Regions from separate parts of the Mus musculus genome. Here regions 1 and 2 are each linked to region 3. A link is a loop called in an ENCODE intact Hi-C map of the cell type or tissue named here. Cell type or tissue: heart. All regions are shown on one strand. Links, peaks and the distances in the headings refer to the core of each region. The heading gives the core; the rest is flanking DNA. Region 1 holds the start of Zbtb5 (zinc finger and BTB domain containing 5). Region 2 holds the start of Fbxo10 (F-box protein 10). Region 3 holds the start of Slc25a51 (solute carrier family 25, member 51).

What was found. A loop is a pair of places that touch in the nucleus more often than their neighbours do. Peaks named below come from ENCODE experiments on the same cell type or tissue, not always from the same donor. Only the 100,000 strongest peaks of a DNase experiment are listed, where the experiment ranks them.
Region 1: a loop joins it to region 3, with 3 times the contacts of the local background. A loop is called at or near these places in 10 of 42 quality-filtered maps.
Region 2: it touches region 3 in a loop (2.1-fold over the local background); 3 of 42 quality-filtered maps call a loop at or near these places.

The regions. Positions count from the first base shown.
Region 1 is chr4:45,010,400-45,020,908 of GRCm38, reverse strand. Zbtb5 (zinc finger and BTB domain containing 5) reads left to right here and starts at 8,497. Exons shown (of 2, transcript NM_173399.3): 1 at 8,497-8,685. It overlaps Polr1e (polymerase (RNA) I polypeptide E), which reads right to left and starts at 2,300. Exons shown (of 12, transcript NM_022811.3): 1 at 2,117-2,300; 2 at 1,532-1,635. The coding sequence starts at 2,237. 1700055D18Rik (RIKEN cDNA 1700055D18 gene) reads right to left here and starts at 8,099. Exons shown (of 1, transcript NR_166789.1): 1 at 6,558-8,099. In heart, for the core only: a CTCF peak has its summit at 5,081 (motif pointing left); DNase peaks (open chromatin) are centred at 2,308 and 8,408; H3K4me3 peaks cover 3,525 bases; H3K27ac peaks cover 3,473 bases.
Region 2 is chr4:45,078,844-45,089,352 of GRCm38, reverse strand. Fbxo10 (F-box protein 10) reads left to right here and starts at 4,749. Exons shown (of 11, transcript NM_001024142.1): 1 at 4,749-4,863. In heart, for the core only: no CTCF peak of the experiment used is centred there; a DNase peak (open chromatin) is centred at 4,682; H3K4me3 peaks cover 2,363 bases; H3K27ac peaks cover 2,335 bases.
Region 3 is chr4:45,404,775-45,415,283 of GRCm38, reverse strand. It overlaps Slc25a51 (solute carrier family 25, member 51), which reads left to right and starts at 6,518. Exons shown (of 3, transcript NM_001009949.3): 1 at 6,518-6,589; 2 at 10,449-10,509. Gm46852 (a long non-coding RNA gene) reads right to left here and starts at 5,894. Exons shown (of 3, transcript XR_001784277.2): 1 at 5,807-5,894; 2 at 2,246-2,375. In heart, for the core only: a CTCF peak has its summit at 5,748; DNase peaks (open chromatin) are centred at 5,773, 6,393 and 7,183; H3K4me3 peaks cover 3,133 bases; H3K27ac peaks cover 2,580 bases.

The sequences.
Region 1 (10,509 bases), core at 738-8,737, 390 kb after region 3:
CATGAGAGTTGAAAGGAATCATAAGAGGTGCAAAAGAAGGGAAACGAGAGGCTGATATAGTATGTATGTAATGAGATATAATGTTGATGTGTTGAGAGTGCTTTGCCTTTATGCACACATGCATGCCTTATCTATGACGTGCCCACAGGAACCAGGAGTGGGTGTTGTGTTCTCAGGAACTAGAATTATAGACAGTTGCTACCTCCATGTGGGTTCAGGGATTGAACCCCGGTCCCCTGGAAGTGCTCTTTAATGCTGAGGCACCTCTCCAGCCCAGTATGTATGTCATGAAAGAGCGACTTATTTGGGAGGGAGGCAAGGGACCAGCAGGAGGGGGATATGGGGGAGGGCAGTGGGCAGAAGGCAGTGGGAATACAGATGAAAATAGCAGTTCTTGAATAAGCAGCACAACGAACTATACAGTGAGGTCTTGGTCTCCTAGCACTTATAGGTACCTAACTGATCCTATACATAACTGCCTTGTGACCTTTCTGACGTTAGCTCGTCCTATGAGGGCTGGCTTCCCATCGCAGCCAAGCTTTTCTTCTCCCTCGTTCACTAGGGCACCAAACATCTGCTATCAAATCGTCCCTCATTCCCATTCACCCTTCTCAGGAAGGCATTCAGACAAGCTGAGACTTGTTTCCTACAGAGCTCCCTCCCCAGGCCCTAAACACTCCCTTAGACCCCAAGCTAGCTCTACTGTATGCCTGTACTACTTGGTGAATTTGAGTCTCTGGAAAGCAGACCGGTCTTAACCCTGGCATCTACCCGGGAGAGACCAGAGATGCTAGTAAGCATCCTGTGGAGCTGGGTGGTGGTGGCACAGGCCTTTAATCCCAGATCCCTGCACTCAGGAGGCAGAGACAGGTAGATCTCTAAGTTCAAGGCCAACCCGAGCTGTACAAAGAAACCTTTGAAAAAACAAGCAAACAAACAAACAAAAAAACCATCACTCTGGGGTCACATTTGATTCACAAGCATCTGTAACCCCAGTTCTAGGGGATCCAATGCCCACTTCTGGCTTCCACTAGCTACACACACATTGTACATAGACAAAAATGAACAACACCCATACACATAAAATAGGGTTGAAGCTGAGCTCTGAACAGTGACCTCCCTAAGAGGTGCAAATCCCATGAAGATGCTTCCTTAGCCTGCGGCATGAGGACATGGTGAACGTTCAATAAGGTCATGTAGGGGGACAACTTATGAAGCCAGGGGTGGGTGGTGCTGCACACCTTTAATCCCAGCACTACGGAGTCAGAGACAGGTGGTGATTCTCTGAGTTCAAAGCCAGCCAGGTCTATATAGTAATTTCCAGGATAGCCAGGGCTACAGGAAGAAACCCTGTCTGGAAAGATAAAGCCCATATAAGTGAAAAGCCCAAAATCTTGCTCCTCAGTGGGGCCAGAGTCTCATTTGCTACTCCTCCTTTCCTCCCCCCCAGGCCAGGTCTCCCATGTCTGCCCACACCAAGAACCTTTTGAGGTCTGCAGAGCCCAGACCATCTGTACCAGCAAGCACTTACCACGATCCGGTGACTCCTCTGCCTGGGGTTTACTAAGTCGGTGCTGTTGTACAAGGTGAAGCGCATGTCGCCCGGATTCTGCAGCTTCCCATTGGAGAACTGGACTGTAAGAGTGTAAGCCAAGAATAAGAGGCGAGGACCAGCAGGGTATGGATGGGGAGACCTGCACTGTGGCTGGACGCCGGTAGTGAAGGCAAGGGAGCTTAAGTCCGACTTTCGGGGGGCGGGGGGGTATGAAGAAAGCCCTGGTCCAGTTCTAAAGAGGGAGATGGAGGAGGGGAGGGGAAGTGACCTCTGGGCAGGGGTTGTGACAAAAGAGAACGACTGAGGAAATGCCATTAACTGGCAAGAGAGGAAACTCTGCTCCGTAGAGGGGGGAAAAGGGCAAATGAGAGAGCTGTGGAGATGTCAGGTCCCTGGGCACTGCCCTGAGACGAGTCCGAAGTGGTGACGATAGATGAATGCGGAGGGAAAAGGTGATGGTGGCAGGGAACCTGTCCCGGCTGCAGGCAGTGGGCTACCGTGGTACCCAGACAGAAGCGGAAAGGATTACGCGGAACTCCGCTCCGGGTCGGCGGTCTTTACCCAGCACAGCTTTCTGCCTGTCGTCGGGCTCTCCACAGTACAGCCACCTTGCACTCTGTAGCGCCTCTGTCTCCGTGTCTCCAGCCTGGTCATCCATCCCAGGAGACTCCAGAGTAGCCATGAGCTCGCCGGTTCACACGCGGACTCAAAAACCGGAAGTGACATTCTAGGCCCCGCCCAGGGTACACCAGCAGTAAGGCCACGCCCCTCACTGGATCGCGTCCCCGCCCACTCTTTGGTTCTTTCCCTTGAGGATCACACCCTCCCCCTTGCAGGAGGATGCAGTAACTCCCCTTTCGTCTCGGACCTCCAGGAGAGCAGCTTCACTTTTGTGTTGTATTGCTCACCGCAGGCTCTAAGCTGTGGGACCAGTCACACCAAAATCTCCAGAACTGTGAACCAAAATAAAAGAAACCGTTCCTCTTTATGAGCTGTCTTCATTTTGTGTTGTTATTGTCGTTTAAGGCCGGCTATCACCATGTGTGTAATCCTGGTTGGTCTGGAACTCATTCTGTGAAACATAATGGCCTCAAATTCACGGAGATTAGACCACCAGCTTTGTCTCACATATTTTGTTAAGGTAATAGAAAAAAACTGACTAATGTAGGGTTTCTCCCTGAGTAATTTCAATGCAGCCACCCAAATAAGAGAGCTAACAGTGATTCAACCATGTAATCTTGTAGTATTCAATTTCCCCAACGGCCTTGATACTGCCTTTTCAGCTAAAAGAGCCTGTCAGAAACCGTGTTGCAGCCTTACACTTGTAATCCCAGCATTTAAGAGCAGGGCTGCCATGAATTTGAGGCAAGTTCAAGTGAGAACTGTCACACATACACACAAATTATACTTTGCTTCTAGCTGTCACAACTCTTTGGTTGGAAGGTTACACTTTCTTTGACTCTACCCAGTGATTTTCTATTGATTCTTTCCAGAAAGGAAAAAAGAATATAAAAGGACTTAGTTAACTAATTAGTCATCCCCCCTTCTGTCAGAATCTTTTCCATACTCAGTTTATTTGAGGTTAGTAATGAATGGTAGAGCCTATTAGAAACATTTCACTTTTTAAATTATTAATTTATTTGGGTCCCAAGAGGGAATGTATGGTAAAGCAAAACTGCTCATCTGGTGGTCAAGGATGAAAGGAGGAAGAAGGGACTGAGGTCTCTGTTCCTTTTGGGCTCAGGTTGTCTTCAAACTCCACTTGTTCTGTGCCTGAGGGTGACTCCCCATCCTCTTGCCAAGTGCTGAGATTACATACACACACCATCACACCCAGCCAGAAAGAAAGTTTATTTCATTTCTTTCACTTCTGCACCTCCAACTCCTGAAAGGTCCTGTAAAAAAAAAAAGTGGGGGGGGGGGGGACCTCAGCAAATGTTGAGTGAGAGGTCTGGAAAAAGCTCAGTGGATAAAGGCACTTGCTACCAAGTTTGATGGTCTTCCTAGGACCCACCTGGTGGAAGAAGAGAGCTTACTCGGTAGCATACATCTGCATGCACACACAAAATAAATCAATGTAAAATAAAATTTAAAAATGAGCGAATGAAGGAAAGGGTAGGTAATAGAGTAGACCAGGTCATCAATCCTTGGAGCCTAACTAAGTCAGGGAGCGCACCTCAGAAATACTAATGTTCTTGCAACAAGTTAGCATAGGGTTTATACATAATAGATACTATGTATATGTTCACTGGCTACATAAAAATGGACACTTGTATGGAAGTTAAGAGGTGCCAAAGAGGGCTGGAGAGATGGCTCAACCGGTAAGAGCACTGACTGCTCCTCTGAAGGTCCTGAGTTCAAATCCCAGCAACCACATAAGCTCTGATGCCCTCTTCTGGTGTGTCTAAAGACAGCTACAGTGTACTTCCTTATAGTAATAAATAACTCTTTGGGCTGGAGCAAACGGGGCCAGCAAGAGGAGCAAGCAGAGGTCCTGAGTTCAATTCCCAGAAACCAAGTGATGGCGTCTCGACCCCTCTCTAGCACAGGGACACTATGGCTTTGCTATTCAAAGCACCATGGTCCTTGAAATGGTGAAATGGCAACATCACTACCTGGGGTTACTCTGTGCCTGAGGGTGACTATGATCTCCCCACCCCACCCCCCCACCCCCGCCAAAAGTGCTGGGACTACATAAATGCACCATCACACCCAGCCAGAACGTTTCTTTCTTTTCTTTCACTTCTGAATCCATCAGATCATCTGGAAATCAGCATGTGAGGTGGGTATAGTTGAAAGTTGGGAAGCTCTGTTACACCAGAGTGGTTCCCTTTTGGGGCACCTCTTTGCCAGGATGGCATAGTCACTGGAAGTCCTCTGCACTGGCTGCTTTCTTACTGGTAAGAGAGTGAGGAGGATTCCCAGAATTACCACAGGCAAGGATGCAAAAGATAGAGATTCTGTCTGGGAAAAAGAAGGGTTACCCATGGGCCAGCTGGGTCAGAATTGTAGTGCATCCCAACGTTGCTCAATTAGCTGACAGTCGTCAAAAATACACGGACAACATACATATATGTATACATTAAATAATAACTGAATTGGGACAGAAAGAATGTTAGGAACCTTTTTCAAGTAGCAATCTAAAGTCAAAAATTTACAGTGGCCTTCTTTGGGATTAAAAGCATGAATTATTAAAAGTATGTAAAATTAGCCAGGCGTGGTGGCACACGCCTTTGATCCCAGCAGAGGCAAAGGCAGGCGGATTTCTGAGTTCGAGGCCAGCCTGGTCTACAAAGTGAGTTCCAGGACAGCCAGGGCTATACAGAGAAACCCTGTCTCAAAAAACCAAACAAACAAAAGTAAGTAAATTTTACCATAAGAATCTTTGCTTCTTAAATTTAGTTTGGAAATTCAGAAACATCTTGCATTCTCTTTGAGTGTGTTTTTAAGAAAAGGAAAATTTGAATTTTAAGTTGGGGGTGGGGCTGAAACTTTTCCTGTTTTCTAGGGCAATATCTCCATCTGCTGGTGTTTCAGGATATTGCCGATGGAGGAGGAAATGCAAGGGAGAGCCTGGTTTGCAGGGATTACCCAGAGCTCAGAAACCAACCATTGTTCATCTTATTTCTCCGCTTCCTTTCTTGCACCAACATCTCTCTCCCATTCTCCTCTTCTGTGTCACCTTGATCTTCTGTCTTCTCCTCTCTTCTTCCTTTCTCTTCTTTCTCAGTCGATGCAGGCTGCCTGAGCAAGTCTTTGTAAGGCTAACTTCAGAGTGGATGGATTTTTGTTTGTTTCCTTTGCACGGAGCTAAATCTGCTACAGCTTCAATCCCTAACTGAAGCTCTGATCTTTGGGGCCATGGAGAGATTAACCATGTTCCTGTGCCAGAGGCTTGCAAAAATCCCTTCTCTTCCTCTTCTTCCGCTTTTTCTTTCTCCTATGCTTTCCATTCACCAGCTTCAACAACTCCTCCCAGCACTCTGTTGTTTCTCACACACCAACACTTAAAAACAGTTCTTTTTCATCCTCTGGGATGCCATACACCACTATACCTAGATCTGATGTCCCACATGCATCAGTACCAATCTGCCAGCAAGCTGCACAGAGCAGAGAGTCCATCCTCAACTCCCCGCCCTACAGACCACTATGTGCTCTTATTTAGTTATTTACTGACAGGGTCTTGGTATATGTCCCTGGCTGGCCTCAATGCACTCCATAGATCAGGCTGGCCTCTAATGGGTCAGTGGAATGTTGGCTTCCTAGTATTTGCCTGATTGTGTTCATTTCCACATATTTATACTTCTTGATAACTTTGGAATAGCAGTAAACAAAACAATAACTTTTCTTTGATAGGTTCTTATTTTAAGGCTACCCTTACACTCAGCAAGTAGCCCAGGTTAACTCAGAACTAGAACTCCCCTTCATTCTTCTGCTGATAGTCAGGATATAGGTGTGTACCCACACTCACAACAGAGAACAACAAAGGTGACTTTGCTAAATTGATGCTTTTAACTTTGTTAATGTTAAGTCACAACATTCTTGCAATATTCTTTAATAAAAAGATGAATTGGGGCCAATGAGGTGGTTCCGTGGGAAAAGGCACTTGCTGTGAAAGATTAGCAACTGAGCTCAACCCCTATAAACATCAAAGCGGAGACAGAAACAACTGCAGCAAGCTTTTCTCTATGTGCTGAGGCACCTGCATGCATGCACATGTGCACATACACACACGTACAACAATAACAGTAATAAATGAAACATGGCAAAAAAATTTAAAATAAAAACAAAGAGCTAGGCGGTGGTGGCACACGCCTTTGATCCCAGCACTCGGGAGGCAGAAGCATGCAGATTTCTGAGTTTGAGGCCAGCCTGGTCTACAAAGTGAGTTCCAGGACAGCCAGGGCTATACAGAGAAACCCTGTCTCAAAAAACAAAAACAAAAACAACAAAAAAAAGAATCAGTGCTTTATATTAAATCTTGTTAAACATATAAGTGTTCTCATTTTCATGACATTTATTAAATCATTAAAACAATTACCAAAATAACACATATTGGATGTATACTAGTATAAAACACAGAAACTATGGATAATAAAATTGTAGTAACCCATAATCTCACATCCCTTTAAGAGAGCCATTGCTAACATTCTGTTTCATCTCTTGGGTTTATCTCTGTGCATATGCACTTTTTCTTCTTTAACAGGGTCTTACTATATAATCCTGCTTGGTCTGTAACACATTGTGTAGACCAGGCTGGTCTCAAACTCAAACTCATAGTGGTCCATCTGCTTCTGCCTCCCAGTACTGGGATAAAATGTGTGAGCTACCACACCAGGTTCTATTTTTGTGTAATTATTATTCTACTGTATTCGGCTCTGTATGCTCTCTTAAAAAACATTTTGTAGTGGGAGTGGATGGTAGAAAAGGGAGAGAATGTCAGGAGCTAAAGGGTTAATCTGGAAAGGAAACTGGGATGAGGGAAAGGGGAGGGTATTGAGGGCATCCTCTTCCCCATTTTAACTGGTCAATAAAGGCTGAGGCCTGTAATTGGGCAGGGGAGGGGAGAGGTGGGAGGTCTTGGAGAGTAGGGACAGGTAGAGAGGAGAAGGGAAGGGGAGAGGACTGAAGAAGAGGAGGAGCAGAACCACGTGGCCAGGAGAAACTGCAAATAGCAAAGGGTCTCGCAGCTGGGGAATAAGTTAGCACAGTGCTAGAGCTGTCCAGTCTAGGTACATAGCTTATATTTATAACTGGATTGTGTGGTTTTTATATGGGTTTATTGGGGTTGGGAACTGGTGCAAACTAAGGATGGATGAAGCCCTAGGAAACCCTATTAGCTTGTGAACCAACTAAGAATTTTATACTATCCTTCACTTGGGAAAAGGGATTGCTTGCTTATTAATTGACTTAGTAGGGCTCATCCCTTGTGGCCTGTCCATTCTCACGCAGGCGTGAACTGAGCACAAGGACAGCTGAGCCCAAGCCAGGAGGTAGCTTTAGTCTACGGTTTGTTTGAATTCTTCCCAGGACTTTCCGAAACCATGGTGATAAGCCCAGTAAACACTTCCTCTTCCAAACTGCTTTGTTCAGTTTTATCAAAGTAACAGGAAAGCTATCTAGAACACATAATCTTGATTTTACTGCTCGGTGGTATACCGCAAGAGGCCAAGGCGGCAGCCGGGCCTTCCTCTTTCCCACCCGGTCCAGCAGACTCTTTTGCGGCATTGATAAGAGGGCTGAGCCCTGAAGTTTTAAGGTGGTGGCGACTGTAAACTTGATTCTGGAGTTGATGGCTTGGTGGGCACACGTCGGACTGAGTTCCGACCCTCCCGTTGCTATGCTGGACGTCTGGGCAACTGAGACGCGATGCGGGCGACGATCCACCCAACCACCATTAGACCGACGGCATTTCCTACTCATTGTGAAGCTCGCCATTCGTCTCACTCGGCTTCTTGGGGTTCCGTTTACATCTTTTCTCAAACCTACAAGTTAGAAGTAATCTCCAGCTCACAGCGAGAGGAAGTCACCTGTCCTTCAGACTCCAGGTCACAGTCAGCGCGAGCCAATGGAGGGACTCAGGGCTGGCAGTAGTCATTGCGATTGGCTCAAGTAGACGGAAAACACTAGCTTTCCTTATTCATGCTGAGTTCTGATTGGGCGTGACATAAAATAGCTTTTCTACAGGCCAAACCTGGTGTTGCTAAGTGATAAGTCCCGCCTTCAAAGATCTTTGAGAACAGTTTTACGGGCTGTAAGGCAAATTGTGATTGGTCAGAGCGCTCACGGATGCTGTGGTAGTAAACACAGCCGGGGTCCTGGGATGGCGGATTGGTCAGATTTTCAGAACGTCACTCCTACTGTGGCCCCGCCCTCCTGATGATTGGCCATTGGAGGCCTGTGGAGGCGGTGACATGGGTACCTCACATCCGTTTACTGTAGGCCTCCGCCGGGTCCTCAAAGAACCGCGCGAACGGGCTGAAGGAGCCGGGAGCGAGGGGCGGGGCGGGCGGAAGTCACAGCCGGGGAAGCCAGTCTGGACCTTCCCGCCTCCTTCCTCAGGGTCGGTCCGAGCGGAGGAGGGCCACCGCCTCCTCCTGCGAGGAGAAGGGGGGCGGAGCCCGGCTCAGGTGAGGCGACCCTATCAGCTAGAGTGGCCTGGGCGCGCGCGCGCGGGGCGCGCTCACGTGCAGGCGGTTGTGCACCGGGAGCGCGCCGAGGCATCGGGGAGCGCGCAGCCGTTCCGGGGCCGCCTGTCCACCCTGTCTTACTGCTGAGGGGTATTGTTACCCTTCGCCTCGGTGGGGCCAGGAGGGTGGTAGCTCAGTTCTTGTGCGCAGGCGTCCCCTGTGTCCCGACGCCCGGCTGTCGGTGCGGGGTGGGCAGGGACTAGTGCCCTGCAGATCTGCTGCTGGACATGGAGCCTCTCGGGATGCTGTGGGAACCCGCGCTCGGGATCTGCATCCTAGCGGGATGAGCCGAGGAGCGGCTGCCCTGCGGGATGGAGGCGAGTGGCTCTCTTGATCCTGCCCTGGGTCCTCCTGAGCGATGAGGTTTCGTTTCATCAGAGCAAGGCCATAAGCTGTCTGGATTCGGGAGCCAGCGGCCGACGACAGGGGTGGAGTCAGCGTTTGGGAATGCCCCAACTTGTTAGACAAAAGTGTTTAGTAGGCATTTATTGAATGGCCACTTCTTCCAGGCTTCGTGCGAGGAGCTGTGGGGTGCGGTGGTAAGAGACAGCGGTCCCATCTTCCCCTGGAGGACCGACTGCTTAGCACATAAACAACAGTAGAAATAAGGGAGCGGTTTAAGGGTTTCTGCTTTGTTTTGTTTTTCTAAAGTGCCACTTACTATGGTCAGTCTGCGTCCGAGCATCGTGGCGAACACTGTAGGAACCACATTTTGGTTATTTTTATTTTTGGAGGAAAATTTTTGGGTCAAAGACTCTTGATTACCTTAGTAGCGTGATCTGAGTCTAGGTAATTAAAATTAATAAAATTCGCAATTTTCAAGGACTGAAAGAAAAACATTTCCAAAATATGTTCTTGTACTGCTGAGTTGAATTTACATACATTTAGGTTTTTAGAGATTGAAGGGAATACTGTGCCTTACTCGTTCGTGATTTGTCTTTGTATGACATGTGTACTTTATATGGTTTTAAAAAGTGGACCGGGCACTTCGTTAGTTTGCTAGAGATTTTTGCTTTCATTTTCTGAAAAGTCTCGTGGTTGGCAGTAAGCTAAAGGCTTACTGGGTAGGGGAAAGGAGATGGGCAAAAGAGAGTGTTAAGAGAAAAGCTTGCAAGCTAAAGGAAGGCCACTTTAACCCTTCTGGAAATCTCAGCGAGCTTGGGAAGAGGAGAGACAGAGCTGGCCTCTGCTGCAGCCTTGGTGACCCGCCAGGTAAGGTCAATAGATCGAGGGCTCATTCTGGGCACTGGGGTTTTGCTAAGTAAATGGAAGTAGGACTTTGTGAGAAGTCTGTTTTCGGAAGATTTGCTTTTTTTTCCCCCTTCCCTAAAAGTTGGGTGAAAACAAAACTTTTTTTTTGTCTGCTGGGGTGCTGGCCGTTTTTTATTCTAGATGTGTTTCCAGCAGAATTCTGCTGAATTGATGAGTAATGAGATTTTGGGGAAAAGCATTTTAAAGAAGGGGTGTTTCCCTAATTTTAAGGGTCAGTGTGTTCAGAAGAGACTACTCTAGACTATCCAATTAGAATTAAATTTAATTAGAATTTTTTAAAAAATTATTTGGACAGCAAAATGCACTTTTTAGTATTTAAAGTTCTTAACATTAGTTCCATCCTATTAAAAATCCTGTGCTGAGTGAGCGGCAGACGGTGCCTCCGTGCTGATAGACTCCTGAGTCAGCCTCCAGTTTTCCTAAGAAAGGGGGAAAAAAAGAACCCAAAATACAGCTTCCATGTTAACTTGCAACTCAGCTGATTTCTCAGAA
Region 2 (10,509 bases), core at 1,249-9,248, 330 kb after region 3:
ATTTGCAGGTGAATGGATGGAAATAGAAAGAAAAATCTCCCTAGGGAAATATAGCTAATTACGGATGCGGGGGGGGGGGGGGAGGCGCTGGAGTGAGTGGACCAAGTGGAGAGGAGGAGAGAGGAGAGACAGCTAAAATCAAGACCCTCTGACAGGTAGAATGAAAATCTAAGCAATAGAAGCTTCCTGAAATGTATACAGATATGAAGGGGATGAAGGGGATTAAATAATGGGGAGACAGAGTCCCAACTCTTCATCTCACCACCAAATGAAGCCTCCAGTACTGGGATTGGGTTACATCTAATTGAGTTGTTGGCCAAAGGGATCTCATGGGAATCCCCAGACGTCCCAGGCTGTTGCCAGGACTCTAAGGCTGCGCTCCACAAACTGACAGCAAGGCCCCACGGCTGAAGAAAAAACCTACACAATCCACTGGACATGGAGAAGCTGAGCTGAGACCTACAGAGCCTTCACTTCTATGTTCCAGCGGCTTTGGTTACAGGAAGGTACTCTGCATGCCACCAAAAAAGACATACGAACAAACACCAAGCCAGCCACAAGCCCTTTGATGGACAGTGGGATTCTGAAAGATGTGCCAGGCAGTGGTGGCACAAAGCTTATGGGAGTAACCAACCAAATAGCTGGTTTCACTTAGGGCCCGTCCCACAGAAAGGACCCATACCTGACATGGCTTGGGTGCCCAAGAACCAGAGGCTAGATATAAGGTAAAATAGAATGCTACTAGACTATTAAAAAATGTAGTAATAAAATGACTCCTGGGAACATTCTGCTATACTTAGCTCAGTGTCTGATTCAGCCGCTGGGGAAGCCTCCTTCAGCAGCAGATGGAAACACATACAGCAGAGAGTCACAGACAGACATTATGCAGAGAGTGAGAGACCTTGGAACACTCCGCCCCGAGTGGGATGTCTCCACCAAATCCTGCCCCTCTGGTCTTGGTCTTAGGGAACCCCTCAGAAGAGGATGCGGAAGAGTGTAGGAGCCAGAGCAGATGCACCAGGAAAACAATGTGACCAAAACTCCTATGAAGGCTGGAGATGGCTCAGTGGTTAAGAGCACTGACTGCCCTGCGAGAGGTCCTGAGTTCAATTCCCAGCATCCACATGGTGACTCACAATCATCTGTACTGGGATCCAGTGCCCTCTTCTGGTGTCTGAAGACAGCCACAGTGTACTCATGTACATAAAAATAAATAAGTCTTTCCTCCTGTCCATCTCCAATGTGATAGATAGGGTTTGGCTTTTTTAAGTTACTATATTTTATTTTGTTATATTTTATTATTGTCCCTTAGGGACAAAAGCCTGTTTGTTGATGCTGTTGTCTTTTTTAATATATGTGATTTATTTATTTTTATATATGTGAATACACTGTCACTGTCTTCAGACACACCAGAAGAGGGCATCAGATCCCATTACAGATGGTTGTGAACCACCATGTGGTTGCTGGGAATTGAACTCAGGACCTCTGTCAGGGCAGTCAGTGCTCTTAACCTCCGAGCCACCTCTCCAGTCTGTTGTTGTTGTTTCTAATGAGAGACAAAAGAGAATGGATCTGGATGGTAGGGGATGTGGGAGGAATTGGGAGGAGTAGCGGGAGGGGAAACCATAGCCAGGATATATTGTATGAGAAAACAATCTACTTTCAATAAAGGGAGAAAAAATGAAGACGAAGAGCTTTTGAGAAAGATGCTCAACGGTGACTTCTGGCCCTTTCTCCTCCCATGGACATGTACATACATGTACAAACACACACACACACACACACATACATATACCACAGAGACATAGAAAGAAAGAAAAAAAAAGATATAGCAGATGTACAATGATATTTCTGCTTTTGAAACTGGATGTTCTATTGGCAGCCGCCTCCCCAGGCAGCCGCTCAATGTGTTTATTTTCAGCTTCCATAAAAATTCAGTTAAGAAACTGATATGGAGACATGGATACATAATGTAAATATTGTGGGTTGTTGGAACATAGAGATATGCATGTGGAAAGAACACTAGAATCTGGAGTTCACAGTCCTGAGTAACAGCTTCAGCTTCCTAATATAAATTATGGGAGTCTGAGTTTTTAGTTGTAAACATTAAAATCCAACTTTGGCAGTCGTGAGGAAAAATATTTTATTAGAAATTGTGATGGTTTGTATATCCTTGGACAAGGGAGTGGCACCATCTGAAGGTGTGGCCTTGTTGGAATAGGTGTGGCCTGGTTGGAATGGGTGTGTCACTGTGGATGTGGGTATAAGATCCTCACCCTAGTTGCCTGGAAGTCTTCCACTAGCAGCCTTTGGATGAAGACATAGAACTCTCAGCTCTGCCTGTGCCATGCCTGCCTGGATACTGCCATGCTCCCACCTTGATGATAATGGACTGAACCTCTGAACCCGTAAGCCAGCCCCAATTAAATGTTTTTTATAAGACTTGCCTTGGTCATGGTGTCTGTTCACAGCAGTAAAACCCTAACTAAGACAGAAATATAAAGGGAATTTGAGGATCACCAGGAAATCTAGAGAATCAGGCTAGGATGCCAGGTAACTGGAACACCACTATTTGCTGACCATTGGATCCCACTGGAGGGATGCAAGCTCACAGCTTTCAGGGTACCCAATGATGCTCTAGTCAAGCTGCTGGTGTTGCTTTGGAGCTGTTACATAACATGTAGGCCTCAGTTCTGCACAGGGAATGTTTATTTGTACAATTAGAGTTAAGTGGGAAGACAGAACCGATCTAGAGTTTCAACTTCCATAACAAAATACCTGGTTTGGTTCTCAACAAGCTCATCATTGAAGACCCCCCGTAAGGTAGGAAGAGAGCTGAGACCCGCAGGCAGCCGAAAAGGATGATAGCTGTTGGGTTACCTGTGGCCAAATGACTCTGCCTGAGTCTAATCTCTCTATAAAGCAAAAGTCTACATGGCCGTGGAGACTGTATGTGCCCTCGTTCATTTGCTATAAATACGAATGACATGCCAGGCTGCTAAGGTGAGCAAGCCCACTCCAGTCAAATGAAGTAGAGAAGTCAAGAGACAAGAGCATTACACACATGGTGGGATGGAGGCCTGCGCCAGACAGATGAGGGTAAGAAGAGAGGAGCAACCAGTCGCTTACAAATACTGTTCTTGTGCACAGACATGCATGTAGCCAAAGCACACTTACGCATAAAATAAAAATAAGTAAATCTTAAATAAAACGCCACTGTCTTGACGTTTAAATGTTTATACAAGAAATAAAATCCCCCCGCCCCCGTGGCACCTTTGGACAGATGAAGAAGACAGACAGCATGCTGTGTTAGACGGGCCCCATTGTTGTCCTTTGAATGTCCTAACCTTTTTAGAGAAATGCCAACACAAACAATAATGTTTGATAGCACAAATCCAGGAACTCAGGCTTTTAATTGGGTATTGAAATTCATATTCAGCCTGCTGGTTTCATACAATGGGCCACTTTTCAAAGGATTAGACGTGCGATCGGTTTGCCAAACGTAAGCGACGTCTAAGCATGGCCTTTCCACTACATCTGTGTGCTTGCTGAACAGCTCTCGGTCAGCATTCAATTGTTGGGTTTGGGTCTAGGTGTTTTGTTTGGGGTTTAAACAAATGAATCGTTGAAGGCTGGGATGTAGGGGGGTACAGGGGGTACAGGGGGGTAGCACTTGCTCAGCATGTGCAAGACCCTGAATTTGCCTTAACCACTGCATAAAACAACACCCCCCCCAAATTTGACTTTACTGCAAAACTGTCTCAGATCCGTGTGTGTGCCCCCATATCCACTTCCAGTACTTCAGGCCAGTCTCTACTTCTCTTGTCTTCTCAGCACAGAGTATCGAACACCTGCATTCTCCCCCTTCAATGGCTTCCTTTATCATGGCTTATGAAATACTGATGACCTCTAATACCCTTTTATCTAAGACCTCGGGATGGTGGGATACAGGGTTGGAGAGACAGCTTACTAGTCAGGAGGTTTATTGCTCTTGCAAAGGATCCACTTGGTGGCTCACAACTGTCTATATTCAAGTTCCAAGGGCTCCGGCTCCCTCTTCTGGCTTCCAGGGCCCCCTGTGTGCACATAAATCAGGTGCATAAAATACGCATAAAAGTAAAAAAAATCTACAAAAAAAATATTTTTTCTTAGGAGTCGTCTTGTCTCCCTCAGCGCAGGAGCTTTCTCTGGCCTCTTTCACATAGCTACTCTCATGAGGTCATCACATTCCTCAAACCCTAGTTTTCAACCAAAGAGCTCTTTTCATGTACTTCATATAATTTTAAATACATATGGACTTAAACAGCTTTTCCGGTTTATCCTCTCCGCCACAGAGTGGATTTCAGAACAGGAGCCACCACCGCTTTGTTCTCTTGGGCCCATAACTAGTAGTTGGTGCAACAGGTACTACACACATCATTTGCGTTGTGCCAAACGTTTTCCACACAACCCACCCATGGCCCCAAGTCCTTCCTGACTTCTAGCTGGGCTCAGGGTGACTCCAGCTCCTATGTGCTCATATGCACGGAGCCCAGGGTGCTGTTAGGCTATAGTGGTGATGGGAAGGATCCGCCCGCTTCCAGGCCCCTAGGAGCCTCCGGCAGTTCCCGCCCACGATGCTGTTCCCACCCCTTCGGAGGCCACGCTCGCCCTCCATCGCCGAGCCCCGCTCGCCCCGCCCTCCTTCCAGTCTCACGGCCGCGCGCGCTCGCAGGCCAGCCCTACACCCGCGTCACGTGACAGCCACCGGGGGCGGGGCTCGCGGCGAAGTCGGACCCCGCTGTGGCCGAGCGCCGCAGTCCTCCGGCAGCCCTGCGGCTTCCAGGGCGTCGCGGCCGCGGCCGGGCAGCGCCGCTCCCTGAGGTAAGAGGCGCAGGAAGGAGGCTTCTCGGGAGCCCGCGGATGCTCCAGGCTCACCGGCCGCTCGGTCCCTCCGTGGGCCCAGCGTTTGGCTGGGGTGCGGGGACCGGGCCTGGGGGCACTGCGGGAGGTGGGGGGCCTCGGCTGCCGGAGCTCCGGGAGAGCTGTGCCCCCGTCCGCCCCCACCCCGGACCCACCCGCGGTCGCCTCCAGCCCCAGGGCTTTGCAAGTGTCTGAGAGAATGAATGCGATTTTGCGGTTTGCTAGCCTTCACCTGGGATGCAGGAGAGAGCGTGCAGTCGCGCACCCAGTGGGTCTGGTTTTAACAAGTCGCGGAGACTCGGTTTCCGCAAATCTTTGAAGGAAGAGGGGACGACCCCCTGCCCGGCCTCCCTCCTGCACTGATGGCAGAGCCGTTTGGAGAGCCAGAACTCCGGAGTTGGTGTTAGTTCCATCCACCACCCACTAGCCAGGCAACCTTGAGCCACGTCGGTGGTGCTTCTGTTAAAAGTAGAGATGATGTAAATGAGCTAAATACCTAATAAAAAATGGAAAAAAAAAATAAATAAATAAAAGTAGAGATGAATTCTTCGGCCCGAGGTTGCTGTGAGGATTAAGCAGGAAACGTTGAGGACTCCTTAGAGAGCACTCTCCGTGTGAGCATTGTTAAAATAGCAATCTAGGAGTCCATGATAGACGTCTTTCTCGCAGTAAGCACACCGTCCTCTGTGAATGTGATTCTGAAAAATGTGTCGTTTTGGCTGAGGAGCCCTCTCCCCTTTCCCAGGCCCCCTTTGCCTTCTGTTTCATATTGGCATGTGAACCTGTTGTTCCTACCGAATGAGTCAGGCAGGATGGGAACGCTAATTTACTTGAGCAGATGGGTATCAGATTCCCTCTGAGGGGAAAGAAAACTGTCAGGCATGTGCTATCACAAAAAAAAAAAAAAAAAAAAAAAAAATACAGTAGGGTGATTGACTGTCTACTGGAAGATGCCTAGGAGCCCATGGAATCCAGCCGTCTCCTGCACACAGAGAAGCTAGACCAAGAACGAGGCCAGGACTTTGATTTTGCTCAGCCATCAACACTGTTGGCCTTGGGTAGTAGAAAGAATGCTTGAGCTTGCCTATGTTCTAACTCAACTGTTCGTTTATTCTGGCAACAAGATCCAGACAATGGTGTCTGCCCCCATGGAGCTGTTTGCATAGCTAGCTATGTTAGTTATATAAAAGTCTGTATGTGCACACACAGGTGTGTGTGTGTGTGTGTGCGCGCGCGCGTGTGCTCACGTGAGTCCATGTCTGTGTGTGTCTGTGCCCCTCTGCTGGTTTGCGGTATGTTTTATGATAACAATAAGCTTTCAGCTCCCAGAGAGCTGGCCTCATAGCATCTGGCCCCAGGAGACCAGCACACAGGAGAGGCTTGAATTGTTTCATGATCCCTGTCAGGTCTCCAGTCCTGGTGGAAGCTTGCTGAGATTTGGAGACGGGAGAAAATGGCACACTTTGTCAGAGCTTTTAGGAAAGGATTTCCTCTGGCTTGGAATGCCTGGATTTCTTTGTCTCTCTGGTCTCTGGCCTCTTATTGTTTTTAGATATCTAAAGAGAGCAGCCCTCAACACGGTGCCTTCATTTTGGTTTCCATGGTTATCAGGGGAATTACGTTTACATGATGGCACCGGTAGCTATTGAGCTGTGTGGCCAACCACCAGTCACTCGTCTGTCGTTCTGGCTTGTTTCGTTTTTTTTTTTTTTTCTTTTTCCAGTTGCAGTGCAGACATATTCTCCCTTTTCTTATTTCCTCCTTTCCTCCTGCTCTTCAACAAGTGACAGTGTGAAGAGGGATGGGATGGGAATGAGAGCCAATGAAATAAAGATAGACATGGGAGAATGTAGAATCCTTTTTTGGCCCATCCCATTGGTGGTGGTGATAATGGTGGCAGCAGTGGTGGTGGTGATGATGGTGGTGATGATGCAGATGCGGAGCTGTGGTATAAGACTAAGGGTATCGTCAGGTGCGAGGGTCAGGTCCGTGGACCTCTGGAAAGATGCAGATGGTGAATCAGCCTGAGCTCGCAGAGGCAGACAGACAGTGTCCTGGGCAACAAGAATGCCTCACCTGCTTTTCAAAGGAGATGAGAGAGAAACGTATTCCTTTAATGGGCCGCAGTCACAGAGGGATTACCACATAGCACAGTAGCATTCGTGCCCTGAGTTTCCATTAATGGATGAGCCGCCTCTCTTTTTTTGGGGGGGGGGGTGGGGGTGGGAGGGAGGTTTTGAGACAGGGTTTCTCTGTGTAGCCCTGGCTGTCCTGGAACTCACTCTGTAGACCAGGCTGGCCTCCAACTCAGAAATCCGCCTGCCTCTGCCTCCCAAGTGTTGGGATTAAAGGCGTGCGCCACTACTGTCCGGCTCGCTGTTCCTTCTCCAAGTCGCCTGTCCTGGGCTTTGTGTGAACGAGCTACGGATTCTCCTGTCAGCTTGGGGATTTGTTTCCCTACTCACCTAACGTAATGGGGTTGTTAACATAAAGGGGCACTAGAGTAACACCTGTGTATGAGCCATTTGTTTCGGGTGAGATGTTTAACCAGTGTGTCTAATCTCTCAAGTTGGCCACCTGACTGACACAGTCACATATTGGTTTATTTTTTTCTAGTATTCTGCCAAGTAATCCAAGGCCTTCATTAGTAAGGATTCTAAACTCTCTGGAGGCTTCTGTTGCCCAGAGGGGTCCTTCTTGTCACTCTCAGAGGAGAGAGAGCTGTGAGTGCTGCACCCAACTGTTATCTCTGACCGCCGTGTGATGTCACTGGAAGAGCTGCCCCGCACAGTCCAAGGATGTGTAGTAATTGCTGCTCAGTGTCCTTTAGGGACCAGATCCCTGTCAGTTAGTCGGATCCCTGCCAGTCAGATCCCTGCCAGTCAGTCGGATCCCTGCCAGTCAGTCAGATCCCTGCCAGTCAGTCAGATCCCTGCCAGTCAGTCAGATCCCTGCCAGTCAGTCTGATGCCTGCCAGTCAGTCGGATCCCTGCCAGTCAGTCAGATCCCTGCCAGTCAGTTGGATCCCTGCCAGTCAGATCCCTGCCAGTGCCAGTCAGTCAGATCCCTGCCAGTCAGTTGGATCCCTGCCAGTCAGATCCCTGCCAGTTAGTCAGATCCCTGCCAGTCAGATCCCTGCCAGTCAGTCAGATCCCTGCCAGTCAGATCCCTGCCGGTCAGTCAGAACCCTGCCAGTCAGTCGGATCCCTGCCAGTCAGTCGGATCCCTGCCAGTCAGTCAGATCCCTGCCAGTCAGTCGGATCCCTGCCAGTCAGTCAGATCCCTGCCAGTCAGTCAGATCCCTGCCAGTCAGTCAGATCCCTGCCAGTCAGTCAGATCCCTGCCAGTCAGATTCCCTCTGGACTCTCAGGTTAGAGCTTTCTTTAGTTCCCAAAGCACCACTTCCTGGGCCTTGAATTGAGCTTGCTCCTAGGCTGACTTCTTCTATCCTTCAGGGGTCACCGCTCGTCACTGAGATTTCCTCCCGCCCCTTTCAAGTCTTTTATCTGAATTTAAGGCCTCCATCGCCCTTCCTTTTCCTATGCTTAACCCGAGTGAGTCCCTTTGGTAAACTAGTTCTGCTTTGTCATGGGGTTTTACCTAAGCAGAGATCCTCAGGAATGGCAGTTTTCAACACGCCACCCAGGTCGTTAGGTACCTCTTTCAGCCTTGTTCTCCCAAGTGCAAAAAGGATCTTCGGGTGATTCTTGACAAAGCATCCATGTGTTCCCAGGCGACTGTTTCCACCTGCAGTCTTAGGTGAGGCAATTGCAAACATCCTCAGCTCACCCCCTGCTTTAGTGGAGGTGGGGCATGCTTGCAATCTCATCACTCTATAGGGTAGGGCAGGAGGATCAAGAGCTTAGGTCCACCCAGGCTTCGTGAGACTTTACTGAAAGAAAAATGAAAAAGAATATGCTCTACTGAAAGCAAAGCGTGTTTGGTATATGCAGTGTTAGGAGTTTGGGAACCAAGGTTTTAAATTGAAGACAAAGGATTGCATCCAGGCAAGGTGACACTATCATCCCAGCTCTTGAAAGACTGAGGCAGGAGGATTTCTTGAGCCTAGGAGTTTGAGTAAGTATGGCAAGATCTCAATCCAGAAACAAACAAAAGCCCGGTTAGGAGGGTTTTTGTTTGTTTTGTTTTGTTTTGTTTTTAATGATGGTTTTTATGTTCTTTCAATTTTTCTAAGAATCAGTATGTTTATTTCACTATCTTTGTTTTGAACATTTTTTTACTCTGAAAGATAATATATACAGATGTGGCACAGATGTATAGTTTGGCAAATAGTAGTGAGGTAAGTCACAGTGTAAACACTGCAGCCTTAAGAAATGGAGTGTGGTCAGAGCTTCCTTCCAAGCCTGAGCTCCTCCCCCAGAGGCTGCCATCTTGACCTGTGGATGGCCGTCTCTTTGTCACATGCCTTGTGTGTGTGCATCTATCTCTACACAGTGCCGTTTAGTTTAACTCCATGCGTGTGAGATCACCCTGTCTGTATCCTGGGTTTTGCTGCTTTTGCTCAGTGTGTCACTGGTGTGATTAGGTCACAGTAAGTTCAGTCAGCAGTGGGTGGGCACTGGGTTACCAAGGACGTTTGCAAACATAGTCTCTCTTTCTTTTTTAAAAGATTTATTTATTTTTATGTATTTATCTGAGTACACTGTAGCTGTCTTCAGACACCCCAGAAGAGGGCATCAGATCCCATTACAGTTGGTTGTGAGCCACCATGTGGTTGCTGGGATTTGAACTCAGGACCTCTGGAAGAGCAGTCAGTGCTCTTAACCACTGAGCCATCTCTCCAGCCCTAGTCTCTCTCTTTTAAATTGCATTTACTCATTTGTTTGTGTAGCGGTAGGAGACTTGCATAAGGTGGGTTCCCAGGATGGACCTCAGATCATCAGGCTTGCCTCCTGACCCTGTCTCTGGCCTTCCTCAGGCATAGTCTGTCATGTATACCAACAAGCCTCCTAGGTTACAGTCATCCAGACGGAATTGCTTTGTCTTTGATGGTGGCTGATTTTGGTTTTCCTTGTTGGTTTGCTTTTTGAGACAAAAACTAACTGTGTAGTTCAAGCTGTCCTGGAACTCAGTATATAACCAAGACTGACCTGGAGCACACAGCAGTCCTCCTGCCTCAAGCTTCTATGTGCTGGAATCTACAGGTATGAACTACTATGCCAGCTTCTAAGTTTCTTCCCTACTAGCAGTTTGTGAGTTATGTTTGTTCCCAGTCTTGGGAGATACTTGCTTTGGCCAGTTTATTATTTTTATGTGTATTGTGTGTCTCGAGGCTTTGACTTACTTTCCTTGGTTATTGCTGATATTGAACACTTTGCTATGGTTAATGGGATGGCCTCTGTGAAATATCCAAGTCATCAGACCTGTTTTTTAATGTGGTTCCAGGTTGGCAGGGTTGTCGGGCACTTTATCCACAGGTCCATTCAGCTGGTTCTGCAGGTACATTGTTAAGTGAAGCCCACGCTCTACTCGACACTGTGATCCACATATCAGTGAAAGCGTGCAGAGTCCGTCTGTCCGTCTAGGTCTGTGCGGCCTCACTTAGTATCTATAGTTTTCAGGCTCCTCCATTCACCTTCGTTGTAT
Region 3 (10,509 bases), core at 1,024-9,023:
TGGCACACTTGCCATGTGTGCACTTGACACTGCACACTTTGAGGCCTCTGCGGGGCAGAGAAAAAAGTCTCAGAAAGACCAGTGACAAAGAAAAAGCAGATGCTGGACCTGACAGTGGAGACTCAGACGAAGGTGGCACGCAGTCCAGAAGTCATGGTAGTCTGGTGGGAACTGCAGGGCCCACTGTCTCACAAGAGGAAGAAGGAAAGCCGGCTCCTTGAACTCGGGGGTGGAGGTAGGGAGGTTGGGGAGGAATCTGCCTCTAGGAGAGTCTCCCCAGGTGCCCCAAACCTGAGCACCAGGAAATGTTAGGTCTCAAACCTGGGACAATGCTACCTACCTACAGGGTTATTACGTACCAAAGCTGGCTTAACCACCAGCCTTTCCCAGCATCCTCAACTCCTGTTACAGAGTCACCCTGTCTGTCCATCCATCCCTAAGCTCTCCAGCCCAGGGCCTGAGCTGCCCTTCCCTATACAATAACCTCAGTCATTTTGGCTACCAGTCCTTTGCTCTCTTGGGTTCCTGGTTTTCTGGTCTCCCGGTCTTCTGGCTCCCTCCTGGCCTCTTGGCTCCAGGTTCCTCTCTCCTCCTCTCTTACTCCCCCCATCCTGCCCCGCCCCACATCCTCACATGGCCTAGTTCAGTCTGCTGGTCATGTTTGCTTTGAATTTCTCAGATGTTTCTGTCTCTCCTTTGTAGCTATAATAAAAACCTCAACCCCTAGGAGCAGTCATGGCTTCCTTTTCTTTCTTTTCTCCCTTCCTTCCTTCCTTCCTTCCTTCCTTCCTTCCTTCCTCCCTCCCTCCCTCCCTCCCTCCCTCCCTCCCTCCCTCCCTCCCTCCCTCCCTCCCTTCCTTCCTTCCTTCCTTCTTTCCTTCCTTCCTAACTCTCTTTTTCTCTTTCTCTCTTTCTTTTTCTCTTTCTCTCTTTCTCCCATTCAGGAAGGACCCCACATGTCCAGCTGTAGACGCAAAGGTTTCACTTAACCATATATCTAGAAGATTCTGGCTTTGAACTTGTGGTCCCATCGCCTGATCTCATTGAAACCTACGCTCTCTCGAGTTCAGCATTTCCCAGCTTGCCTGATCACAAGGTCCCCGAGTGGCTCTTGTAATGCTACAAATCCCTGAGTCATGTACTTGACGATTTCGTTCAGATCTGAGGTTGGTCTCCACAAGGTTCCCTGGGGCATCAGAGTTTGGGTAACATTCTCTGGGGTAAAGGTCAATTTGGCTTGGAATTATCTTCACCCTGGGCCTTTAGTACCAGGGAAGTATGAGGTATCAGGTACTGCTGGTGAACTGTACCTCTGTGATCCAGTCCCCAGGCCATGGAGGTGGGACAGCCCCACCCCACCTCTACCAGGTAAACACAGGTCAAGGGATTTCTCCCAACACACAAACCATGTGACGTCAGAGGGAATAGTTATTGTGTAACTGCTTGGAAATCCTAGAGCATTGTGCAAATGTTTGCTGTGTACTGACTGGCCTTTTACTAGATAAAAACCTGTTTGTATTTCACAAGTTTGTGTGTCACTCAGATACCAAATGAGGTGTCTCCTGACCCTACTCAGAGGTCACCAAACTTTCTGGGATGAAGCTTGACGCTTAGGTGTGCCTGAGAGAAAAGCACCATTGATGGATGGAACAAGGTCCACCGAAGGAGCAACCTGCTGTCTCTTCCCTTGAGCCCTTCTTCCTAAGCTATGCTTGTCCTGAGGCCATCTTGCTGGAGTCCTGGCCATCTTTTGTGACTGCCTCTTCCAGGTAGTCTTCCCTGACTGCAGCTGGTCCTGCTTCTTTTACTGTCTTGGCGCTTGGCAGCACCCCACCTCAAGCAACCCCTCATACCTCCTTAGCACTCTTTCTCTGCTGGGCTGTGAGCCCATTCATGTACATTCCTGATTCCTAAGAGACCTCCAGTCATTACCGTGGGTTAGGATCTCAATTTGGAGTCGTTTCCTCAAAATTACCTAAAGATCATTGGAGACACATGTCAAATCTATAGGCCGGCTGATCGGGCTTTCCCTCAGAAATCCTGACCTACTCTGCCTCAGGACTGGGACAATACATTGGTGTGTGTCTGGTACCCTTGAATTTGATGTGTGGTGAAGGCTGGCCATGAGTTCTCATCACCCTGCCGCAGCCTCCTGACTTCTAGGATTACAAGTCTGGCCCAGCAGATCTAGGGAATCTCTGCAGCGTCTGCTGTGCAAGCGCCATCCCAGGAGCCGGTTACTTACCAACCTGGCTCCCATAGGCTGAATCTCTGGGAGATCGCCACTGACGGCAAGGTCATGCCACTGCAAAGCAGCCAAATTTGGATCTCCGAGCGGGGGTTGGGCTTCGTTTTGCAGTGTCTGGGGATGGTACCTAGGGTTAAGCACATACTAAGCCAATGGTCTAGAACTGGGCTACATCCCCCCCCCTTTTTTAAAGAGATGTCAAATGTGCACACAGTTTGGGGAAAACCATCATTGACTTGCTGGGCTCTCATCCCCATGGAAATATGTGAATGAACAGACAGAATAGAGAGTCTCTCGGCTGAGGAGTTAACCTTGACTCCTGTTTACAGATACAGGCTTGGAAAGGCGCGCCAAGGGACCCGGGGTGCAGCCTCAGAGAGGAAACACTTGCCTGGCTTGTGCAAGGCCCTGGGCTCCAGCTCCGGCTTCTCAAGAGAAAAATAAAAAGTTGGAAAGGAACCAAGAAAAGGACCAGGTCTCAGAGCTGACATACCCAGCATTTGGACAGACAGACTGTAGAATCTGCGACGTGTGGTTTCCAGGGAAGGGCTGCCAGTGGAGAGGACACTGCAGCCTGAGGCAGTGAGGTCAGGTCAGGGACAGCAGGGATGGGGGTGGGGGGTGGAGGGTGGGGGTGCTGTTGGAACTGAGGGGTGAAGAAGGGACAGGACATTTTCTTCTGGGCAGAGGGGACAAAATGTGTGTGTTTCCCAGGTCAGGGAGGGAATCAAGGCTAGGGACAGAGCCTAGGGGTGTGAAGGGGAGTGGCAGAGTTAGGCCCAAAAGATTAGAGTCGCCTGGGAAATATGAGCAGAACAGAGAGGAAGGGCAGCAGCCCCCAAGTAGAGGGTGACCAGAGGTGACTCTATCTGAGCAGAGCTACTCAGTAGCAGCAGTTTGCATAAAGCTAGCTGTTAAGTTGGACTGACTGTTAAGTTGGCCCTGGGGTGGGCACATGGCAGATTCCTAGAAGGCATGGCGGTGGGGTGGGGCAGGTAAGGAGTCCTTAAAACGATGAGAGAGCAGCGTTCCCATGTACCTCTCCCAAAGACCCAGAGACACAGTCCTAAGTGTGCTGAGAAAGCCTGCACCACCAAGTTAGCCTGAGCTCCTAGAAGCCCTTCTTAAACCTCTGCTCGATAACAGCATTTTATTCTGCTTTATTTTGTCAATCCTCTTCTTCTTCCTCCTTCTCCTTCTCTTCCTCTTCCTCCTCTTCCTCCTCCTTCTCTTTGAGACAGGGTTTTCCTGTATAGCCCTGGCAGAGTCCTGGAACGTGAACTTACTTACAGAGATCTGCCTGCCTCTGCCTCCCAAGTGCTAAGGGAGTGTGCCACCACCTCCAGCTTATTGGCAAACACCTATGCTTCCTTTGGAGCCAAACTTTTAAGCTGAAGAGCCAAGAATGAGTCAGAACGTTCTGTTCTTGGGATTTGTTTGTGGGAAAGAGACACCTTTTTTGGGCAACCGTAACATTCTGACCTCTCTGTGTCTGGGAAGAGGCAGCAAGAGGAGTCACTTTTGCCCAAGGTGACCAGGGAAAGCCTTAGGTGGAAGAGGCAATAGGACCTTGCCAGGCTACCATGTTGGGTGAAACTTTGATGGTGACAAGGACAAGGTTTATAGAACACAAGGATTTGCAAAACATGAGCAGTCGCCCAGGACTGCATTTCAGAAGGTTAGCTAGGGAGAAGGTCACAGCAAGGCAGAGGAGCCCGACCGTGGACTGTCCTGTGTGCCAAGTTAAGAAATGGGTTGCCTGGGAAGGTCCCAAAGCTGAGCAATGACACAAACACACCTGGGTTAGAGGACGCTGTCCGAGGCCCCTGTGGAGGTAGAACAGTTTTAGGATACCAACAAAAGATAGACGGATAATGAATGGGGCTGGATATGGAAAGCTATCCTGATGATGAATTCTAGATTTAAAAACAGGTGGCTTTCATCTTTACAGATCTTCAAGAACAGTGAGTAAAGTCCCTGGAAGCTTCTGAGAAGAAGCTAGAGGCCTGCACTGTGGCCTGCAGCATGACAGGACCGCACTGGCTCCATCCAGACACGAGTGTTCTGGTGAGGAGGGAGGGACACTCTTCTGCGTCGGTTACATCCCTAACTGTATGTTTAATTCCAATCTTTCCCTTTATGTCCCCCCCCTACACACACACAGGAGAATAACCTTTCCATTCTAATCTGAAATTAATTATTTATGCTTATGAACACACTGGATACCTGCCTGGTTTCTTTGCTTTTTGAATAATACATTTGAATAGAAATTCACAGAAGCCAAGGCAAACATAATTTTGAGGTAAATGCCCTTTCCCCAATTGTTGCCTGGTTGTTCTAAACCATGAGATCCAAAAACCTGTCCCTTGTGCTTATGACAGGGGAGGGAGGTTTGCACTAACAGGCCCACTATCTGGCATTTACTGTCTTATTCCCTCCCACTGTTGAGGTGACTTCCTTCTCTGGCCCATATTCCATCAGATCACCCTGAGGCCCAGTTCAAACACCTCTTACCCCATGAATCTGTCCCTGGTTCCTTATTGTGGGGCACTGGGCTCTGCACAGACAGGCTGGTCTCCAGTCGAGCTGAGGTCTGAACCCCGGTGGTCATAGGATAGGGAAACTCTGGCGGGGTGTGGGCCTTTTTTCCCTTTTCCCACTTCCCCCGGGCCCCGTTTTTTTGTTCCCACACCTTCTCAAGGGGAAAGCCTCTCATACTTCTGCTTTTGTAGGCTTTGGGTCCATCAGACTCTGACCTCCCTTGGAGGTACCTGCTGCACAGCTGGCACCTCCTCAGGGAGCCATGACTGTACGTGTGGCAGAGGACACTAGCAGTGTGGCCCAACCCAAAATCAGGAACTTATTTTAAGACTTGAGGGTTGGGTGCTGGAGAGGTTGCTTGGTCACTCAGTTAAGAACATACACTGTGCCGGGCCGTTGGTGGCGCACACCTTTAATCTCAGCACTCGGGAGGCAGAGGCAGGTGGATTTCTGAGTTCGAGGCCAGCCTGGTCTACAGAGTGAGTTCCAGGACAGCCAGGGCTATACAGAGAAACTCTGTCTCGAAAATAACCAAACCAAACAAACAAACAAACAAAAAAAGGGGCTGGGGACTTAGCTCAGTGGTAGAGCGCTTGCCTAGCAAGCACAAGGCCCTGGGTTCGGTCCTCAGCTCTGGAAAAAAAAAGAAAAAGAAAAAGAAAAAGAAAAAGAAAAGAACATATACTCTTCTTGAGTCTGGCACCCACATGGGACAGTTCACAGCCTTTAATAATTCCAGGATCAAGAAATCTGAAGCCCTATTCTGGCCTCTCTGGGTACTTATACACATGTGCTAACAGTAGAATAAATCTATTTTCTTTTAAAAAAGAAATGTTTTGTAATTTTTTTTCCTCTTAGGAACTCATTGACTGGATCTCTAGGCAAACTTCCTTAAAGGAGGCTTTGAAATACCAAGATTGACACTCCCGTTTGCTGACGCTAGAAGGCGTGGCCTAGGAGGCGTGGTTTCCGACAGCTTCAGAAACCTGTAAACACTAAGCAGGCTGGGTCACCCACCTGGAACGGTGTGTAATGGTGAGATAATCCCAGTCCTAAGAGGCAAGCTGGTCGCACATTCAGGAGTCTGCTGAAGAGCCTGCCCACGAAGGCTGACTTTGTCCTTTCTGTCCACTGACATTTATCGCCTGTGGTTCTGCAAATCAGAACCATTGTTCAAATGTCACAACATGGAGGAACCCACTCATGGAAGAGACGAATAACTTGCCAAAAGTCACTCAAGGGATGTCACGGCTATAATTCTGACCCGGCTCTCCTAACTCACAGCAGGGTTCTCCTTCCAAGACTCCACAAACTGTGTGTGCATCTAAGGAAAAAGAGGCTAGCTGTATGACCTCATGTACAACTCAGGTGTCCTGTGAAGTGCGGTGACAAAGAGCTCTCCACCAAGCTTTGAGATCGCCTCATCAGAAGCTTTCGCGCCTCCACGCACGCGCTATCTACAGCCCTGGATCTCAACAGACTACACGCTAAATGACGCGCTTGCTGTTTTGTGGAACAACGAGGCCACCGTATAACTTCAGCTTAAGTCAGGGGGGCGGGGAGACTAGCGGCACCCCCACAGCCTGGCAAAAGGTGCGACAAGAGTCAGTACCGGACCGGACGCAGTACAAGGCAGCTATAGCGCTACCCAGACCCTGAGCGAGGCAGGGCCCTGGTCACGTGGCTCGACGACGTCCCGCCCCGCCCCGCCCCGCCCCTGCCTGGGTCGGACCAGTCTGCGCCTGCGCGGGCGCGGGCTCGCTCGCCAGCCGTCCTGCGGGCTTGCGCCCCGGGCCGTGGGTGAGTCCTGGGTGGGGTGCGGTGGGGAGCGGAGGCCGCTGTGCTGCCCTAGCTTCGGGCCAGAGAGAAGGGAGGCTTGAAGCAGGGTCGCGGGCTGCCGAGCTCCAGGTCCTGCGCTCTCCACGCGTCCGGGTCCCGGCAGCTGCGGCCCGGCTCCGGCCGAGGGCCCTGTGGTGCTGCGGCGCGCTCCGGCAGGGAGGCGCCCACAGCTCGGGAGATGCAGGCCCCGGGGGATCGCGGTGGCCCGTGGTTCCCTTTGTCTGCCACCCGCGGGATCGCGGCGGCCCGTGGTATCCGGTGGTGCTGGCCATTCCGCCCAGCGCCTCTCCGTCCTCCCCGAGTGGGCAGATGGAAGCCTGGAGAATGCTCGTTCCGAGGCACCATGTTTCATCACGCAGGAAAGAGTCTAAGGCGGGCGGGTGGGTGGGCGGGCGTCAATTGTTCCCTTCTGTGCGGATTGTTGTAGCTAGCTTAGGTAGAGGATGGCAGCGCCTCGGCCATGTTTACGACTTTTAGCTTAACCTTTGTCTTGGCCCCTACAGGCTGCCCAGCTGGTCCTAGTGCCCACCTTCTGGTTGTCAGTTTTTACCTGTTGTCTATTGAGCAGAATGAATTGTGTGTGGAGTTACCGTACCAAAATGGATCTCCGGCGCCTTTGCTTTGAAAGGATTTGAAGACTCGGATCCAGGGCACATGAGAAACCAGAGTCGTCACCCTTAGCGTTTCTTAGGGCGACATGACACTTCTGACAAGAATTGACTCTAGTCTCCTTTGTCAGATAGAAGCTAAGATAATGGGTTTTTTTGTCACAGCTGTTGCTTTGCATTTGCAGTGGTAAAATCCTGCTGTAACTAGCACTTGAACCCTGCCTGACCCTGGTTTTGTATGCTGACTCAGACCTGCTGACTAGTGGGAATTCACGTCTTTTAAGAATTACAGTCACCCTTTGCCCTGTTTTTGGTCAAAGACCTTTGTACTAAGGTCATATCTGGCTTTTGCATATCCCTGTGGGCTGAAAGTTACATTGAGTATTTAGAATTTACACTGTGCTTACATCACAGAAGTTTGACCCTTATTGGATCAAAGTGGATTTTGCTCCCTTGTGTTAGGTTCGGTGCCTTACAGCAAACTAGAGCAGTCGTAGTAAATACATTTTATAGTAAGTTGCAAAAGATTATCATTTGGAAGTATTTAAATAGGAACCAGTTTATCAGAGTTAAGTTAGTGATCTGAGTGTTGTTATAAAACATGCCATGTTTTAAAGTTTATATATATATATTTGGGGAGGGAGGTTGGGGGGCTCTAATGTGCCAAGGCGCTTGAATGGAGGTCAGAGGACAACTTTCCAGAATTTTTCTCCCACCTCTCGATTGAGCTGATTGGCAGTTAGCTCCTTACTTGATGAGCCTTCTAAACTCTTATCAGAACACTGCACACTGTTTTTCCTTCTTGTTGCTGCATTAAGAAACTTGTTACAGGCTGCAGAGATGGCTCAGCTGTTAAAGCTGTTAAGCTCATAACCCAAAAAAAAAAAAAAAAAAAAGACGCTAGTCACACCACCCTGGTAGGCAGGGTGCAGCTGACAGGAATGCTTTAAGTCTGACATCTGGGAGGTTTGCAAAACATTACATTTTAGCTAAGCATAGTGGTGCACACCTTTAGTCCCAGCACTCTAGGGGGCAGAGGCAGGTGGTTCTCTTGAGTTCAAGGCCAGCCTGTCTACACATCAGGTTCCAGGACAGCCAGGGCTACACAGAGAAACCCTGTCTCAAAAAAGGCACTTTTTTTTCTGTATAAGACCCTTAATATCTAATAATGTAAGTGGTCAAAAATATTTCTAACATTTCTTATGGTAGTTTGTACAGGGGTCTGTAAATACCTGACTGCCTGGGCTATTTTCTGTTTGCTGACCAACAAGGCCCATTATTTCAGCCGTAACAGATTGGATGGACCAACTTTAATTTGCAAAATGTTGTTAAGGAGCAGAAGAATGAGTTGGGCAGAAGGGAAAAGCAAGCGTGGCCTTTGTTTGTAGCGCTGGGGATGGGACACAAGCAGGGAAGCAGTCTTGCTGAGCAGAGTGCTTGCGAAAGGGCACCGGTGACTTAATGTTCAGGACCACAGCTGTAAGCGGCTGTTAGATGCTGACTTGAGCTGGGTGTGCAGACCATCCTCTGCCATCCAGGCCAGCCGTAGCTAGATGATGAGACCCTGTGAATAGGTGATCACTGTGTAGAGCTGAATAGTCTCTGAATTTGGAAATTGTTAGGCTAGTGTGTGATTGTATACATTTTTGTGAGGTTTTGGGGTAGGGGAAGGGAGGTAGAGCAGGTCTTTCTATGTAGTCCTGGCTGTCCTGGAACTCAATATGTAGACCAGGATGTTCTTAAACTCAAGAGATCCTTCTGCCTCAGTGCTGAGTTAAAAGACCTGGGCAACCATACCAGGGATTTTTGTTGATTTTTAACATTAACTATGACAGTAAAAAAAAAAAAAAAAAAAAAAAAAAAGGGGGGGGGGGCTGGTGAGATGGCTCAGTGGGTAAGAGCACCCGACTGCTCTTCGGAAGGTCCGAAGTTCAAATCCCAGCAACCACATGGTGGCTCACAACCATCCGTAATGAGATCTGACTCCCTCTTCCGGAGTGTCTGAAGACAGCTACAGTGTACTTATATATAATAAAAATAAATAAATCTTAAAAAAAAAAAAAGAATAAGATGTTACATAGTATCAGGCATTTCTGCCAAGGTTTTAGTTTTTAAAATCTTATTTAATGTAAGTTGGTAAACATGAGTCTTCTATTGTTAGGTGTAGTACTAATAAGAGTTCTTAGCTGGGTATGGCGGCACGCCTTTAATCCCAGCACATGGGAGGCACAGGCAGACGGATCTCTGAGTTCAAGGACAGCCAGGGCTACACAGACAAACCCTGTCTCAAAATAAATTAATTAATTAAAAAAATAAAACAAAAAACAAACCAGTTTTTAGACAGGCCTGATAGTACCTATAATTATAGCATTTAGAGGCTGAGGCAGGAGACTTACGAGTTTATGGTCAGTCTGGGCCAAACTAAAGCAAGGCCTGGTCTCAAACTGACAAAAGTTTTTACCTCAAGCCTGTCAGCTGGAGCAGTAGAAAGCATGACTGTTGAAGGCTGGACAGTTAATCATTACCAGGCTCCGTATCTGGCAGAGCTCAGAGCCTGTGGAGCATCATTCGCCGTGTTCTTACAAGCCTCTAACTAAGAAAGGGAAAGGCTGCGAGGACCTCAGGGGAAGAGCCAGAGGTCCCGACTGATGCACAGCACTGCCTCAGGCTGCTCACAACCCACACAGACACGGTTAACAATTAAAAAATGATACTCTACAGAGGCTTGCAACCACATTAGAGCTTGTTGAGATTTTCTAGGGACTGGGGAAGTAAGCGGGTAAAGGTGTGGGCAGTCATTGAAGAACTGGCACTCTGTTGGGCCTAGAGGGGCATTAGACAGCTAGTACAATGCTCAAGAGAAAGGGGCACATACATAGATGTGTCTCTCTGTTTTTAAAGCTTTGTGTTATGTGTGTGAGTACACTGTAGCTATCCTCAGACACACCGGAAGAGGGCATGGGATCCCATAATAGGTAGTTGTGAGCTACCTTGTGGTTGCTGGGAATTAAACTCAGCTCCTCTGGAAGAGCAGTCAGTGCTTTTATCTCTGAGCCATCTCTCTGCCCCCCACAAACATATCTGTTATTTATTATTTATTTATTTATTTTTGGTTTTTCAAGACAGGGTTTCTCTGTATAGCCCTGGCTGTCCTGGAAAACAAAACTATAAGAATATAGAAATTAAACCCAACTTTTTTTTTTTTTTTTAAGGAAATGCAGTTATCAAAACTGGCTTCAGAAGAGAGAAGGCTAACAATGGACAACACTGGGA